Regions from separate parts of the Homo sapiens genome. Here region 1 is linked to region 2. Evidence: read pairs that join two places in POLR2A ChIA-PET (ENCODE). Cell type or tissue: Panc1. All regions are shown on one strand. Each heading gives the region's core, and the rest is flanking DNA. Links, peaks and the distances in the headings are about the cores only.

Region 1 (8,330 bases), core at 192-8,191, 120 kb before region 2:
TCTCAACTGCACAACCCCTACTATGCCCCAGTTCAGCAGGAAGCAGTTAGAGCCATCATCGGCCAACCTCCCCAACAGCACTTGGGTTTTCCTGTTGAGATGGGGGACTGACAGACAGGACTAGCTGGATTTCCTAGGCCGACTAAGAATCCCTAAGCCTAGCTGGGAAGGTGACCACTTCCACCTTTAAACACAGGGCTTGCAACTTAGCTCACACCTGGCCAATCAGATAGTAGAGAGAGCTCACTAAAATGCTAATTAGACAAAAAACAGGAGGTAAAGAAATAGCCAATCATCTATTGCCTGAGAGCACAGCGGGATATAAACCCAGGCATTCGAGCCGGCAATGGCTACCCTCTTTGGGTCCCCTCCCTTTGTATGGGAGCTCTGTCTTCACTATTAAACCTTGCAACTGCAAAAAAAAAAAAAAAACCTGAAACTGGGTAATTTATAAAGAAAAGAGGTTTAATTGGCTCACTGTTCCACAAGCTATACAGGAAGCATGGCTGAGGCCTCAGGAAACTTACAATCATGGCTAAAGGCAAAGGGGAAGCAGTCACGTCTTACATGGCTGCTGAAGGAGGAAGAGGGAGACAAATGCCACACACTTTTAAACAACTGGATCTCGTGAGAACTCACTCACTGTCATGAGAACAGCAAGGGGGAAAGATACCCCCATGATCCAATCATCTCCCACCAGGCCCCTCCTCCAACATTGGGGATTACAATTCCACATGAGATTTGGTGGAGACACAGACCCAAACCATAGCAGTAGTCAATAATTATAAAAATAGTAAATAAAAATAACCAAGTGTGTCTTGAGATCTAATTATACACAGTGTGGCATTGGGGACAACATAGAGAAAAGACAGCCATGTAAGAAAGGTAATGTGGTGTGGAATACAGAATGTAGGCTCCTGTTAGTGTTAATATTCACATTCTAAATCAGGAAATGGAAGCTCATAGAGATTTTGTACCTCAAGTCCCACAGCTTCACAGGGTTGTTGTGAAGACCAGAAATCAGGTATATGAAGCCAGTAGTGCATGACTTGCACACAGGAGGGGCATAATCTGTTGAAGACTGTGGCCAGTAACAGTGGATTGAGAGGGAATGATCAGGGGACAAAACCACTAAGGCCTGAACCAGGACGCCGTAATGAAAAGTTTTAGAGGAAGTAAGAGAAGAAAGAGATCTGGGTCCCTGGAAGTAGTTGAGAAGGAAAATTTTCATACACAGTGAAAGAAAAATCTAAGTAGAATGAGTGGGGAAGTTAGGGTCCAAGGCTGCTCCTAGGCCTCTCTGTCATATGTGGGCTCCCATCTGGATCGAGTCAGAGTGCAGGAGGCTTACCATGACATGGGCAGGTGAGGGGCAGGCCTGACCCAGGAGGTTAAATGTTCGAGGGGTGGAGAAATGCAAGGGATAGGTGCAGGGTGTTGTTGGGCTGGGGGGTTAAGGAAAGATTTAAATCAGATGCAGCCAGTTGCCTCATCAAAGGAAGGATGTAATTTTTGAAAAGACAAGATGCTGGGCCAGGCATGGTGGCTCATGCCTGTAATCCCAGCACTTTGGGAGGCCAAGGCGGGTGGATCACAAGGTCAGGAGTTCAAGACCAGCCTGGCCAAGATGGTGAAACCCCATCTCTACTAAAAATACAAAAAAATTAGCCGGGTGTGGTGGTGGGCGCCTGTAATCCCAGCTACTTGGTAGGCTGAGGCAGAGAATTGCTTGAACCCAGGAGGCAGAGGTTGCAGTGAGCCAAGATGGCACCACTGCACTACAGCCTGGGTGACAAGAGAGAGACTCTATCTAAAAAAAAAAAAAAAAAAAAAAGAAAGAAAGAAAGAAAAGACATGATGCTTGCTTATTTTTTAAAAGTTAAAATGACCTTATGTTTTAATAGAAAATCTCATTAAACATAATGAAATGTCAGGGGAAACAAAGATATATGTGAGTTAAATATTTAGACAAAGAAGAACCAGGGAGAAGTCATTTTTATTCTTCCAGTTTATCAGGGATTATTTTGAATGTTTGTTTCTCAAAGGAGGAGATGGAGTTAATAAACTGCGGGAAGGGGCTGAGAACAGCTGTGCAAGGCAGAAGATATGAATGATGTTTTTATAGGAAATAGTATGAAGTTATTAATTTTACCTTTGCAAGCCACAAAGGGTTGAAAATTGTTCTCAATTTTTTATTTTTATTTTTAATTTTGGTAGATATGTTGCCCAGGCAGGTCTTTTGAACTCCTGGCCTCAAGTGATCCTTTCGCCTCAGCCTCCCAAAGTGCTGGGATTACAGGTGTGAGACACTGTACCCAGCCTCAATTTTTTGTTTTAAATATAATTTTTTTTTTTTTTTTTTTTTTTTTTTTTTTTTTTTTGGAGACAGAGCTTTGCTCTTGTTGCCCAGGCTGGAGTGCAATGGTGCAATCTCGGCTCACTGCAACCTCCACCTCCCGAGTTCAAGTGATTCTCCTGCCTCAACCTCCCAAGTAGCTGAGATTACAGGAGCCTGCCACCACACTGGCTAATTTTTTGTGTTTTTAGTAGAGATGGGGTTTCACCATGTTGGCCAGGCTGGTCTAGAACTTCTGACCTCCCATGACCCACCCGCCTTGGCCTCCCAAAATGCTGGGATTACAGGCGTGAGCCACCATGCATGGCCTGAATATAAATTTTAACATGTTTCTCATTTAGGTAATCAGGCATAAATGTGAAATAATTCAACAATTTTTGCTTCTTAGAAATTGCGAGGCATATCTTTTGAAATCATTAAAGTCTACCAGACGGACCAGGTTTGGCGGTGCACGCCTGTAATCCCAGCACCTTGGAAGGCCAAGGCAAGAGGATCACTTGAGCCCAGGAGCTCAAGATCAGCCTGGGCAAAACCCTGTCTCTGAAAACAATACAAAAATTAACCAAGCGTGCTGGCGTATGCCTATAGTCCCAACTACTTGGGAGGCTGAGGCAGGAGGATTGATTGAGCCCAGGAGGCTGCAGTGAGCCATGATCACACCACTGGCACTCCAGCGTGGGTAAACAGAGCAAGACCTTGTCTCAAAAGTAAATAAATAAATTAATTGAAGTCTACTAGATCAATTTCTAAATATCACTATACTGCATGTATCATTAGGGCAGTTTAATAAGACAATTTAAATAAATTGTTCAGACAGTAAAATATGATGAAAACTAATGAACACAAATAATCCTTGCTTCTTAAATTGTTTTTCTTGGCAGTTATAAATTTTTTTTTTTTTTTTGAGACGGAGACTTGCTCTGTCACCCAGGCTGGAGTGCGATAGTGCCATCTCAGCTCACTGCAACCTCTGCCTCCCGGATTCAAGTGATTCTCCTGCCTCAGCTCCCGAGTAGCTGGGACTACAGGCATGCACCACCACGCCTAGCTAATTTTTGTATTTTTAGTAGAGATGGGGTTTCACCATGTTGGCCAGGCTGGTCTCAAACTTCTGACCTCAAGTGATTTGCCCACCGGGGTCTCCCAAAGTGCTGGGATTACAGGCATGAGCCACTGCGCCCAGCCATAAATCTTAAAAGGGAAAAAATGATACAAAGTACATAAGGAAAAAAGATAAGCACAAGTATTTTTTTACCTGGAAGACTGACCATATTAGCTATTTAGATTATTAAAAAATAAATTGGCTGGCATGGTGGTTTGCACCTGTAACCATAGCACTTTGGGAAGCCAAGGCAGGTAGATCATGAGCTCCGGAGTTCGAGACCAGCCTGGCCAACAAGGTGAAACCCCGTCTCTACTAAAAATACAAAAAAAAAAAAAAAAAAAAAGCCAGACATGGTGGTGGGCACCTGTAATTCCAACTACTCAGGAGACTGAGGCAGGAGAATCACTTGAATCTGGGAGGCGAGGTTGCAGTGAGCCAAGATCATGCCATTGCACTCCAGCCTGGGCAATACAGCAAGACTCTGTCTCAAAAAATAAACAAATAAAAATAAAAATAAAAGAGACCCTGAATTTTCTTGAGTCATCTGGGAAAAATCATTGCAGTTATTCAGACTTATTTGTTCTTTCTTTCTGTCTTTTTTTTTTTTTTTTTTTTTTTGAGACGGAGTCTCACTCTGTCGCCCAGGCTGGAGTGCAGTGGCATGATCTCAGCTTGCTGCAACCTCCACCTCCCGGGTTCAAGCAATTCTCCTGCCTCAGCCTCCTGAGTAGTTGGGATTACTGGCGCCCACCACCACGCCCAGGGAATTTTTGTATTTTTAGTACAGATGTGGTTTCACCATGTTGGTCAGACTGGTCTCAAACTTTTGACCTTGTGATCCACCCACCTCAGCCTCCCAAAGTGCTGGGATTACAGGCATTCTGAGCCACCACGCCTGGCCTGTTATGTCAATAAATATTGGCGTCTGCCATGTGCCAGGCTCCATGATAGTTCTGAGACATATGCTAGGTTTTGTCTCTTTAGGATTTTTAGATTGCAAACTGTTTTTAATCCCCCTGTGTATCAGTAAATCTTTACATCTCTCTGAGTGAAGATGAATTTTGTACTTTCCATTTTTTTCCCATGTTTTCTGCACTGAGCATTTATTTTTTTTTTTAATTAGGAAAAAACATATTATTTAAAGCCAGGCAAGACCCATCATCATTGGAGGGGGTGTGTGACACATGCACAAGCTGGCTCTGGCAATAACCACCCCCCAGAGAACACGCCCCTTCTCCCCAGAGGGCATCAGCTTGAGTACAGGAGTAAGGCCGTGACTCTGGGCCCAAGCCAGCAGCCTTTCTGGACAGAGCCAGCAGCTAGTGCCTGAGATTGGGCCAGGTCAATGGTTCCACAATCTAGACCATTAACTGTCTGTTCAGGGGTGGAGTTTTTACCAAAACTCAGAGAAATTAAAGAAAGAATAATGCAGCAAGATTTCATATGCTATTTCATATGCTATTCACTTTAAAATATGAGTAGTTAAAATGTGTTCTTTCATGAGGTAGTTATATTTGACAAAAGTAAACACTAGAGACCCTATAACTATCCTCAAAATTTTATTTTGAAATTTTACCCATAAGATCTTAAAATCTAGGAATCCCTGAGCTGGATGACCTTGAATGACCTTCCAATTGTAGGGAAACATTTGTGTTTCAATGGAAAACCATGCATTGTCTAGAGAAGGCTCTACAACTTTCTCTGTAAAAGACCAGATAGTGGCTGGGCTCGGTGGCTCACGCCTGTAATCCCAGCACTTTGGGAGGCCGAGACGGGCAGATCACAAGGTCAGGAGATCGAGACCATCCTGGCTAACACAATGAAACCCCGTCTCTACTAAAAATACCAAAAAAAAAAAAAAAAAATTAGCCGGGCGTGGTGGCAGGCGCCTGTAGTCCCAGCTACTCAGGAGGCTGAGGCAGGAGAACGGGCTGAACCCGGGAGGCGGAGCTTGCCGTGAGCCGAGATCGCGCCACTGCACTCCAGCCTGGGCGACAGAGCGAGACTCCATCTCAAAAAAAAAAAAAAAAAAAAGACCAGGTAGTAAACATTTTAGACTTTGCGGATGCATCTTCTTAACTCTGTCTTTGTCTTGTGAAAGCAGCCATATATAAGTGTTATAATAAAACTTTATTGGCTGGGCACAGTGGCTCACACCTGTAATCCCAACACTTTTGGAGGCTGAGGCGGGTGTATGCTTTGAGCCCAGGAGTTTCAGAGACCAGCCTGGGCAACATGGTGAAACCCTGTCTCTACCAAAAATACAAACTTTAGCTAGGTGTGGGCACGGTGGCACATGCCTATAGTCTCAGCTATTCCAACCTGGGCGACACAGTGAAACCCTGCCTCAAAAAAAGAAAACAAACTTTATTTACAAAAACAGGCAGTAGGGCTAGATTTGACCACAAGCAGTTTGCTGATTCTAGTCATAAATTAACTCTTATTATTAAACTGACTGGGTTAGCTGATTGTGTATGTGTGTGTGTGTGTGTGTGGTCACTTCTTTATTTCTGATACAAATGTACATGACACATGTCTTGACAGTCAGCCCACCCAGCACCACACAGGTAGGGCATGGCTCCCGGGGAAGAGGCAGGGTGGGAAGAGAGCTGGTGGGTGCTGCCGTCTGCCTCTCCAGCCTTCCCAGTCTGCAGCCAGGTTCCCAGGCCTCCAGAAGGTGGGACCACAGCAGGTGCAGGTAGTGATGGTGGGTGCTGGCCTCCCAGGGGTTATGGGGAGGGGACTCAGCTCCACAGCCACCAGCTGAGTCGGGGACCCCGGGGGAGCCAGCCCCAGGCTCAGGTGCTCAGTCCTCCACCCTGGCCAGCACACATTCCCCCTCCACATGGGAGCGGGAGGAGAGATGGAGGGAAGCGGTTTTCAATTTAAGTTCATAGAGAAGGGACATGAGCAGGGGAGGGATCAGGGAGGGAGCAGACAGGATCAAAGCTAGTTACCCGGGCAGTCCCTGGTTGCAGGTGGGGAAGGGAAGCTAACTAACCCCCACGCTGGTCCCCTCACCCCTCAAAACTGCAGATGGACCAGGCCTCCGGAACGGCACTGCCGCCCGCACATTCAGCTGGCACTCAGGGACACTTAGTTACCACAAAGTTAAAATTAAGGGGTGGGGAAGAAGAAAGCAAAAGAAAAAAGACGTTCCAGTGTTTGCTGCTGGGGACCCCACCACACAGGTTGGGCCTGTGTCCTAGGCAGGGGCCCTTTGGCATTAAAGGAGAGCAGCAAGGGGCTTGTGGCTACAGGGCGAGGACATCCACGGAGACTATGAAAAAAGGAGGGGATGCCCCTGCTCAGCCCCTGATAGGGTTGAACTGGCTCATGGGGTTGGGGCACGTGTAGGGAGAGCTGCCCCACTTGGAGTGTCCCCACCCGCCCCTTTGCTGAGGGTGCCCAAGAGGGCGAGGGGCTGGGAGTGATGCCTTGCAGGCCCCTGCTCACTAGGAGGGAGGAGAGGGGGACGTGTATGGAATATGGGGGACAGAAACTCCTGCCACCCCACCTCCCCATCTTTCGGGCTTGACGGGGGTGGGCACCAGGGCACTTGGCTGCCAGGGGGTGGGTTATCTGATTCTAAGGGAGCTATTCTACGACTCCATAAATTATAGGTAACTAATGGGAACTTAAAATGATTCTCATCTATAGACATGCAAATGACCCCTTCACCTCTGTCTTAGTGTGTTTGGGTTACCATAATAAAGTGCCACACACTGAGTGGCTTAAACACCCGAAATTTATCTTTTCACTGTTCTAGAGGCTTGAAGTCTGAGATCAAGGTGCTGTCTAGGTTGATTTCCTCCAAGGCCTCACTCTTTGGCTTGTAGATGGCTGTCCTCTCTGTGTCTTCTCATGGTCTTCCCACTGTATGTGTCAAACTCAAACTTTTCTTATAAAGGAACCAGTGATACCGGATCAGGACCCACCCTAATGACCTACACATTTTGAAGTACTGGCTGTTAGGACTTCAACATATGAATTTTGGGTAACACAATTCAGCCCATGACACCTCCAAGCCAGTTTTGTATCCATTTGCTCATTCATTTCAACATTCCTTTACTCCATATAAATTTGTGCTTTATTTTTTTTTACTTATCTGAACTTATTGTAACATCTTACCAGTTTCCTCATTACAGAGTTAAATAAAATCTTTAACATGTATTCATTTTTATTTCTGTATGACAATCATGATTTTACCATTTTTTTTTCTTTGAGGTTATCCATTAATATAACCCAGAATGTCACAATGAGATAAAAGAACCTGAAGCTTATTTTAGAAATTCTGGTTCCAGAAGCAAAAGTTCTCTGCAAGAGCCCTCTCTCCTTTTGTTCTCTTATGAAACACATATCAGACAGAAGAACCCCTAAACAGAGGGCTGCCTGGGGTGGTGGCAACCCCAGAAGGCAGCTAGCATTTCCTTGGGAGTTTGGTTAAGGGGCATGGGGCCAGCTGACTATTGTGTAATTTTAAACCAGTTCACCCCGCCCTGCCTCTCCCATCTGCATTGCACTGCCAGCTGTCATGTCCATTCCTGCTACCAGGAGAAGCTGTTGGAGAGGGAGGGAGGAGAAAGCCAGGAGCCAAAACAACCAGGGAAAGCTTCAGCGGTTCACCTGCTAGTTGTGCAGAGTGCTGAGCCTCAGGGGCCATCAGTGCAAATGTGCATTCCAGAGGCACACCCAAAGCAGGCACCACTTTAGAGTCCCTGTACTAACAACTCCCCTCCGAGGGTTGCCAGATAAAATGCAGGATATCCAGTCAAGTCTGAATTGCAAATAAGCAAAGAAAAATTGTTTTCTTGTATAAGTATGTCCCAAATATTTCATGAGACATACTTATAGTAAAAAATTATCTGT
Region 2 (8,330 bases), core at 256-8,255:
AGTAGAGATGGGGTTCATCACATTGGTCAGGCGGGTCTCAAACTCCCGACCTCAGGTGATCTGCCCCCGTCGGCATCCCGAAGTGCTGGGATTACAGGCCTGAGCCACTGCACCCGGCCTGCACAACCTTTAATCCGACTTTCAGGAGGTCTCTAGTTTTTGTTCTTAAAAATCATTTCCAAAAGCATTTATTGAAATAAAAGTATGTCATTCTTGTGTCCTTCCACTCCTTTTTTTTCTTTTTTTCTTTTTTTTTTTTTTTTTGAGATGGAGTCTCCCTCTTTTGCCCATGTGGGAGTGCAGTGGCACGAAATCGGCTCATTGCAGCCTCCACCTCCCAGGTTCAAGCTATTCTCTTGCCTCAGCCTCCCAAGTAGCTGGGATTACAGGTGCATCCCAGCCCCTTCTTCCACTCTTAGTCATGACTTATAAACTGAATTTTGGTAATACTTGAGGAAAGTGTTATTTAGCTGATCGTAAGATGGGCCAGAGTCTTTCATGCAGAAGAGCCACCACTGTTCTATTGTCAAAATGGCCTTGTCGCTACTCCAGTGACCTGTCACAAAAAGCAGACATGGCCAGGCACGGTGGCTCACTCCTGTAATCCCAGTACTTTGGGAGGCCGAGGTGGGCAGATCACTTGAGGTCAGGAGCTCGAGACCAGCCTGACTACCATGGCAAAAGAGTCTCTACTAAAAATACAAAAATTAGCCAGGTGTGTTGGCACATGCCTGTAGTCCTAGCTACTTGGGAGGCTGAGGCAGGAGAATTGCTTGAACCTGGGAGGCGGAGGCTGCAGTGAGCCAGGCACGGTGGCTTATGCCTGTAATCCCAGCACTTTGGGAGGCCGAGGAAGGCGGATCACGAGGTCAAGAGATCGAGACCATCCAGGCCAACATGGTGGAACCCCGTCTGTACTAAAAATACAAAAATTAGCTGGGTGTGGTGGTGCATGCCTGTAGTCTCAGCTACTCAGGAGGCTGAGGCAGGAGAATCTCTTGAACCTGGGAGGCGGGGGTTGCAGTGAGCTGGGATCTTGCCACTGCACTCCAGCCTGGCGACAGAGCCAGACTCCGTCTCAAAAAAAAAAAAAAAAAAAAAAAAAAAGCAGACAAAACCTAGATGTTTTAAAATTTTTAAAATAAATCCTGTAGATGTTTTAAAGTTTTAAAAATACATCATGCCCATAATTCCAGCACTCTGGGAGGCTGAAGCGGGAGGATCTCTGGAGGCCAGCATGGGCAACATAGTGAGACCCTGTCTCTACACAAAATAAAAAAACAAGCCAGGTGTGGTGGTGCACACCACGGCTACTGTGGAGACTGAGGTGGGAGGACCACTTGAGCCCAGGAATTCGAAGTTACAGTGAGCTGTGATGGTGTCACTGCATTCCAGCCTGTGACAGAGCAAGACCTTGTCTCTGCAAGGAAAAAAATCATCCTGTAAAATTACTTTTTGTTGTACTCAGACTGAGGAAAACCTTTGCTGGAGGTTTGAAAGCAAATCTATGATGTATTAGCAGAACCAGAAAGTCCTTCCTGTGGAGATGGGACCTTTTCGGTATTGTCATTTTTGGATTTTAGTGCACAAACTTCTCATGATTGAGTTTCGGCTTTTGAGAGCCATGACCAAGTGGTAGGTAGGGCATGAAAGAAGAAAACAAATCTCCTGACCTTAGCATAATGTGTCACAGTACTTTAGGCCCCTTAGCCAAGGCGGGAGATAAGAAGGCAATAAGGAAATGGTTGGATGAATCACTGTGCCCCAGTGGCAAAAATGTCCTGAAGCAATTTGGATGAAAGTGAGAAAGTGGATATGACAAATGCTGCTCTACACTAACCGGATTGGTTGTGCCCCCACCACCCACACCCTCCCCAACTACAGGACTTCCTTCACCACTGTGCATTTTCCACTGAGATGCTCTCCTGAAAGCAAGTTTCAGCAAGAGGCTGGAAAGGCCTCTCAGAGAGAAGGCTGAGCTGGCAGTGATCAGGGAGCCCCCGGGCATTTGGCAGCCGTCCACAGTAAGACCGGCAGATGGAGCCTTCATCTGGCAAGAAACTGGGGAAGCTGGCGGTGTCGTCAGGTGCAAGCTTCAGTGAGAAGTGCCAGCACTCTGAGAAGATGCACAGAAATACAGAAGCAGCTCCCGTAGGAGAAGGAATGGAGGCCGCACGCGGTAGCTCACGCCTGTAATCCCAGCACTTTGAGAGGCTGAGGTGGGTGGATTACTTAAGGTCAGGAGTTTGAGACCAGCCTGACCAACATGGTGAAAACCCGTCTCTACTAAAAATACAAAATATTATCCAGGCGTGGTGGTATGTGACTGTAGTCCGAGCTACTCGAGAGGCTGAGGCAAGAGAATCACTTGAACTCAGGAGGTGGAGGTTGCAGTGAGCCAAGATGGTGCCATTGCACCTCCTGCCTGGGCAATAGAGCAAGACTCTGTCTCAAAAAAAAAGGAATGGAGAAAACATAGCCATAGCTCTGGGAGTAGGAACAGAAGCAAGCAAGCTGACTGCCAGTCGGGTTCTTTCTTCTGGAAAAGGCTCTGGGTTGAAGCTGTCTTCTCTCTGAGGCTCAAGAAGCTGGGCATGGAATTAACTCCGTCAACCAAAAATACAGTTCTAAGTCCCACCCCCCAACCATCTGAATGGACTTTCTCCTTGGCCAGGGCGCTCTTAAAATGTAACCTCAGAGACCGGTTCCGGCCAGGAACGGGAAGTGCCTCATTATACCCGCTGGCATTAACATCAACACAGACCTTACTGATAAGAATCATTTACCATCTATTCTCTGAAGCCTGCGACCTTTTCTCTCCATAATCCCTTATCTTAACCCAGACATTTCCTTTCTATTGATTCCAGGTTTTTAGATAAACTCAACCAATTGTCAACAAGAAAATTTGTAAATCTACCTATAAGCCGGAAGCGCCCCCCACCTTCGAGTTGTCCCACCTTTCTGGACCGAACCAACGTATTTTTTAAACATACTTGATTGAAGTCTCATGTCTCCCTAAAATGTATAAAACCAAGCTGCACCCTGACCACCTTGCACACATGTTCTTGGACCTCCTGAGGGCTGTGTCAGGGGCCATGGTCACTCATATTTGGCTCGGAATAAATCTCTTTAAATATTTTTGAAAATAGTTTGTCTCTTCGTAGACAATTCTGTGGGCTTGCAGGTATCGCCCCTGGTCAGCGGTGTATTCAGTCGCTGTGCCATCCCCCATGTGGCTACAAGAACAAAAGCACCTTCTTAAGCCCAAGAGATACAGTGGTTACTCCCATGAGTCCTTGGACACCTTCACCAAACGGCACTAGTAAGTGGCTCCTCTAGGCCGGGAGGAACGGAGAAGGCACAATACCAGCTTGGCTCACTACTCCAGGAGACCCCTGGGGTAAGGGGCTTGAGCACAGGCTCACCACTTCCCCACCACCGCCACCCTTATTTGGTCTGTGAAACTCCAGGGGGAGTCTTTATGGGAAGATGCATTCCTTCCAATATGTCATCGAGTGCTTACTTAGCCATCTCCTTTTCAAGACCTGGGTCTACTTGCTGGCCCCTGAACTGCTCCACACCCTTCTGTGCCTTCTGATTGTCCACGTGCTCAACTTGTTGGAACATAGGAGATAAGCTATCTAGGGTTCCGGCCTCTCCCTGAGACAGGTAGAGACTGCGTGATCAGGTGCTGAGGGGCTGCTATGTTCCGGAGGTCAGGTGACATTCCACCTGAGGCCTGGGGACATGGCATTCTATATTGACTGCTGTCGCTGTTCTCGCTGATGCTGGTTTGGTGTAAGAGATGATAAGAAAGCATCTTCCCTACGAATTGCAGGGAAGCAATTCTGGGCCTAGCCTCCCAAAGTGCTAAGATTACAGGGGTAAGCCACGGCACCTGGCCACCCTTCTTCTTTTTTTTTTTTTTCAGACAGAGTCTTGCTCTGTCACCCAGGCTGGAGTGCAGTGGCACTATCTCGGCTAGCTGCAAGCTCCGCCTCCTGGGTTCATGCCATTCTCCTGCCTCAGCCTCCCGAGTAGCTGGGACCACAGGAGCCCGCCACCATGCCCGGCTAATTTTTTTTTTTTTTTTTTGAGACGGAGTCTCGCTCTGTCACCCAGGCTGGAGTGCAGTGGGGCAATCTCCACCTCCCAGGTTCACACCATTCTCCTGCCTCAGCCTCCCAAGTAGCTGGGACTACAGGCGCCCGTCACCACACCTGGCTAATTTTTTTGTATTTTTAGTAGAGACGGGGTTTCACCGTGTTAGCCAGGATGGTCTTGATCTCCTGACCTCGTGATCCGCCCGCCTCGGCCTCCCAAAGTGCTGGGATTACAGGCGTGAGCCACTGCGCCTGGCCTATTTTTTGTATTTTTAGTGGAAACAGGGTTTCACCATGTTAGCCAGGATGGTCTCGATCTCCTGACCTTGTGATCCGCCCACCTCGGCCTCCCAGTGTTGGGATTACAGGTGTGAGCCACCGCGCCCGGCCCTGGCCACCCTTCTGAGGGCAATTCATGAAGAGGAACTCAGATGTTGAAAGAGGGTCTCAGTCCTTACTCTCTGGCAGAGCCCCAGAGTACCCACTACCCTCACCCGAACAGCCCACCATTATTTTATTGTTCATTTTTCTTTTTTTTTGAGATGGAGTTTCGCTCTTGTTGCCCAGGCTGGAGTGCGATGGCGCGATCTTGGCTCACTGTAGCCTCTGCCTCCTGAGTTCAAGCAATTCTCCTGCCTCAGCCTCCCGAGTAGCTGGGATTACAGGCGACCGCCACCACACCTGGCTAATTTTTTGTATTTTTAGTAGAGACTGGGTTTCACCATGTTGGCCAAGCTGGGCTCGAACTCCGGGCCTCAAGTGATCCGACCACCTCAGCCTCCCAAAGTGCTGGGATTATAGGTATGAGCCATTGCACCCGGCCTATTGTTCTTTTTTATTTTAATCCCAGCAGTTTGGGAGGCTGAGGTGGGAGGATCACTTGATGCTAGGAGTTGGAGACCATCCTGGTCAACATGGTGAAACACCATCTCTATTAAAAATACAAAAATAGGCCGGGCGCGGTGCTGCACGCTTGTAATCCCAGCACTTTGGGAGGCCGAGGCGGGTGGATCACGAGGTCAGGAGATCGAGACCACGGTGAAACCCCGTCTCTACTAAAAATAAAAAAAAATTAGCCGGGCGTGGTGGCGGGCGCCTGTAGTCCCAGCTACTCGGAGAGGCTGAGGCAGGAGAATGGCGTGAACCCGGGAGGCGGAGCTTGCAGTGAGCCGAGACTGCGCCACTGCACTCCAGCCTGGGTGACAGAGCGAGACTCCGTCTCAAAAAAAAAAAAAAAAAATACAAAAATAAGCCGGGTGTGGTGGCACGTGCCTGTAATCCCAGGTACTCCAGAGGCTGAGGCAGGAGAATCCCTTGAATCTGGGAGGTGGGGGTTGCAGTGAGCCAAGATTGCACCACTGCACTCTAGCCTGGGCAACAGAGACTCCATCTCACAAACAAAAACAAAAAAAAGGCTTTTTTTTTTTTTTTTGAGATGGAGTCTCACTCTGTTGCCCAGGCTGGACTGCAGTGGTGTGATCTCAGCTCACTGCAACTTCCGCCTCCCAGGTTCAAGCGATTCTCCTGCGCCAAGTTGCTGGGATTACAGGCGCATGCCACCACACCCAGCTCATTTTTGTAGTTTTAGTGGTGACGGGATCTCACCATGTTGGCCAGGCTAGTCTTGAACTCCTGACCTCAAATGATACGACCACCTTGGCCTCCCAAAGTGCTGGGGTTATAGGCGTGAGCCACTGCGCATGGCCTAACACCTCCTTTTTTAACTAAAAATATCCTGACCCACTAGTAATGAGACTAACATTATTTTAAAGTGTTTATTTTTTTCTATAATACATTTCATTCAAATCATAAAAGTCTGATACATTTTTTTCTCAAGAACAACTTACACTCATTTGAGATGCTTTTTCTTTCCTTTAATCTTATAGGATGGACAAAGATACACTTTAATGGACAAAAAACACCAGAGTTCATTACAAATACAGCTTCCCAGGCCCCACCTCCAGCACTTCTGACTGAGCGTCTGGGACGCATCCTAGGATCGCAAAACTGTAAAATTCCCCCAGTCAACTCCACGGCAGGCAGGCCTGGAACCACCCTTAGTGGAACACTGCTTAGGACTTGTCTGTTATCTACCAGAAGCAATTTCAGAAAATCAGGAGTAATTACGTATACAGAAATAGCTCTTCTATAAAATTTCCATATAAAAATAATGGCATTTATTTACAAAGTCTGAGATACTACAAAATAATATATCATATTAGGTTGTGTACTTCAATCTAATAAAGGAAAGTCTACATTGGGCAAGTCAGATGTGGTGGTTGCATTTTCCTCTTATCTCTCTTGTTTAAATTGCTTAAAGCATGTGGCACCACGATGTATCCTTCATGCAGAAAAAAGGAGAACTATATTTTCTGGAAATAAAACCCAATAGCACATAGTCAGAGTAAAGCATTTTCAGATGAAAAGGTGAACAACCTAGTGGTTTGGGCTCATGGCCCTTTACCCACCTTTTTTTTTTGAGATGGAATTTCGCTCTTGTTGCCCAGGCTGGAGTGCAAATGGCACGATCTCAGCTCATTGCAACTTTTGCCTCCTGGGTTCAAGAGATTCTCCTGCCTCAGCCTCCCGAGTAGCTGGGATTACAGGCATGCGCCACCACACCCGGCTAATTTTATATTTTTAGTAGAGACAGGGTTTCTCCATGTTGGTCAGGCTGGTTTCGAACTCCCGACCTCAGGTGATCCGCCCGCCTCGGCCTCCCAAAGTGCTGGGATCACAGGCGTGAGCCACTGTGCCTGGCATACCCACCTCTTTTGTCCAAAACTCAAGAGTGATGGTGGTGAACCAAGTGCGTGAAGGAACTCAGTACTGAAACGTGATCCCCGGAGTGCAGCCACCTGGGCAGCCAGTGCATATGGTTAGTGGGTGGTTCCATTTTTCAGGACACTGAGAGGTTGAACCTGCCATGGAACTACTGGGAAAACTAGAACTGCAACAAGCCCAGAGGAGCTATTCAGGAGAAAAGTAGCCCCATTGTCAGTGACGTTTTAGTATGAAAATCCTGGCCCCAGTGTGAACAAGCACAATCGCCAGGCCATGTGACATGAAGCTCGGCCATGGTGAAGTATGGTAAGTGACAAATGGCATGCATTGAAGCACGACAAGGGATGAGTTTTTAAATCCAAACGTGATCTGGGGAATTTTCCGTTATGATTCGACAGACATGGGCAGCACCAGCTGGTGTGGTGTGGAAGGACCAGTTGGTCACTGAACTTCTTGGGCCCCTGCCAATGGCCAGCATGGGGAGCCCTTGTCTGTGGAGGTCTCAGCCCGGGGTTTTCTGACTTGAGAGAGGCCTAAACCTGACACCACAGCCTCATGCTGGGGCTCGGGAAAGGAGTCCCACTTCTACCCCTCAGCTGTTTGGCACTTGGTGACACAGGACTGATGCTAATCCAAAACCCATCTGGGAGGACTGTGGTGACAGCGTGGCCCTCACGGAGGGAAGAAGCTCTGGGTTTTGGTGCAGGCTCTGCCACAGACAGGCTGAGGGATGGGAGGCAAGTCAAGCTCTTGCTTGTTTCCCATCTCTAAATGAGCAGGGTGGGAGCGATGTTATCCCCGATCCTGAGACCTGCGGCGAAGGGGCGAGGCCTGACCCTGAGCATCAGCTACGTTGGCCTCCAATGCAGCTATAAGCAGTGAAGACCAAAGTCTAACCTGCTGAAACAGCAAGGGGCAAGACAGCATTGACTTCAACAGGCCTTTTTTGTAAAGCAAAAGGTAAGATGACAAGATCCGGTCTTGTCTGAGAACAGCTGCACAGAATACACATTATAAATGAGCACTTTCTCCTATCTCAGCACCCTGGTGAATGGGTGTCAGAGAAGTTTCTGGACCTGTCAGGGACTCCCAGGGCTTAGCCAGAGGGTCAAAGTGTTGTGCCCACTCACTTTTTCTTCTTTAGCATACTGTGGAGTGAGACATGTGGGAAAATCGGATCCCAGAGATTACCTAAGCATCACTTCTCAGAGACGTTTTGGTTAAGGGACTACTTCCTGAGAAACGTTATAATTTATGTGGGTATTGAGCTTGAATTTTTTTTAATCATAAAATCTTAGGCTGGGCGTGGTGGCTCAAGCCTGTAATCCCAGCACTTTGGGAGGCCGAGGCAGGCAGATCACATGGTTAGAAGTTCAAGACCAGTGTGGTCAACATGGTGAAACCCTGTCTCTACTAAAAATACAAAAATTAGCCAGGCGTGGT

What was found. Peaks named below come from ENCODE experiments on the same cell type or tissue, not always from the same donor. Only the 100,000 strongest peaks of a DNase experiment are listed, where the experiment ranks them.
Region 1: POLR2A ChIA-PET joins it to region 2 with 12 read pairs; 3 of 35 experiments call an interaction of 5 or more read pairs at or near these places.

What each region holds. Positions count from the first base shown.
Region 1 is chr3:141,821,097-141,829,426 of GRCh38, forward strand. No RefSeq gene overlaps it. Among named protein-coding and RNA genes, the nearest start is that of ATP1B3, 51 kb to the right of the region's middle. In Panc1, for the core only: no CTCF peak of the experiment used is centred there; no DNase peak of the experiment used is centred there.
Region 2 is chr3:141,938,564-141,946,893 of GRCh38, forward strand. TFDP2 (transcription factor Dp-2) reads right to left here. Exons shown (of 13, transcript NM_001178139.2): 13 at 5,865-8,330. Among named protein-coding and RNA genes, the nearest start is that of ATP1B3, 66 kb to the left of the region's middle. RefSeq lists an enhancer at 1-30. In Panc1, for the core only: no CTCF peak of the experiment used is centred there; a DNase peak (open chromatin) is centred at 1,828; H3K4me3 peaks cover 848 bases; H3K27ac peaks cover 2,573 bases.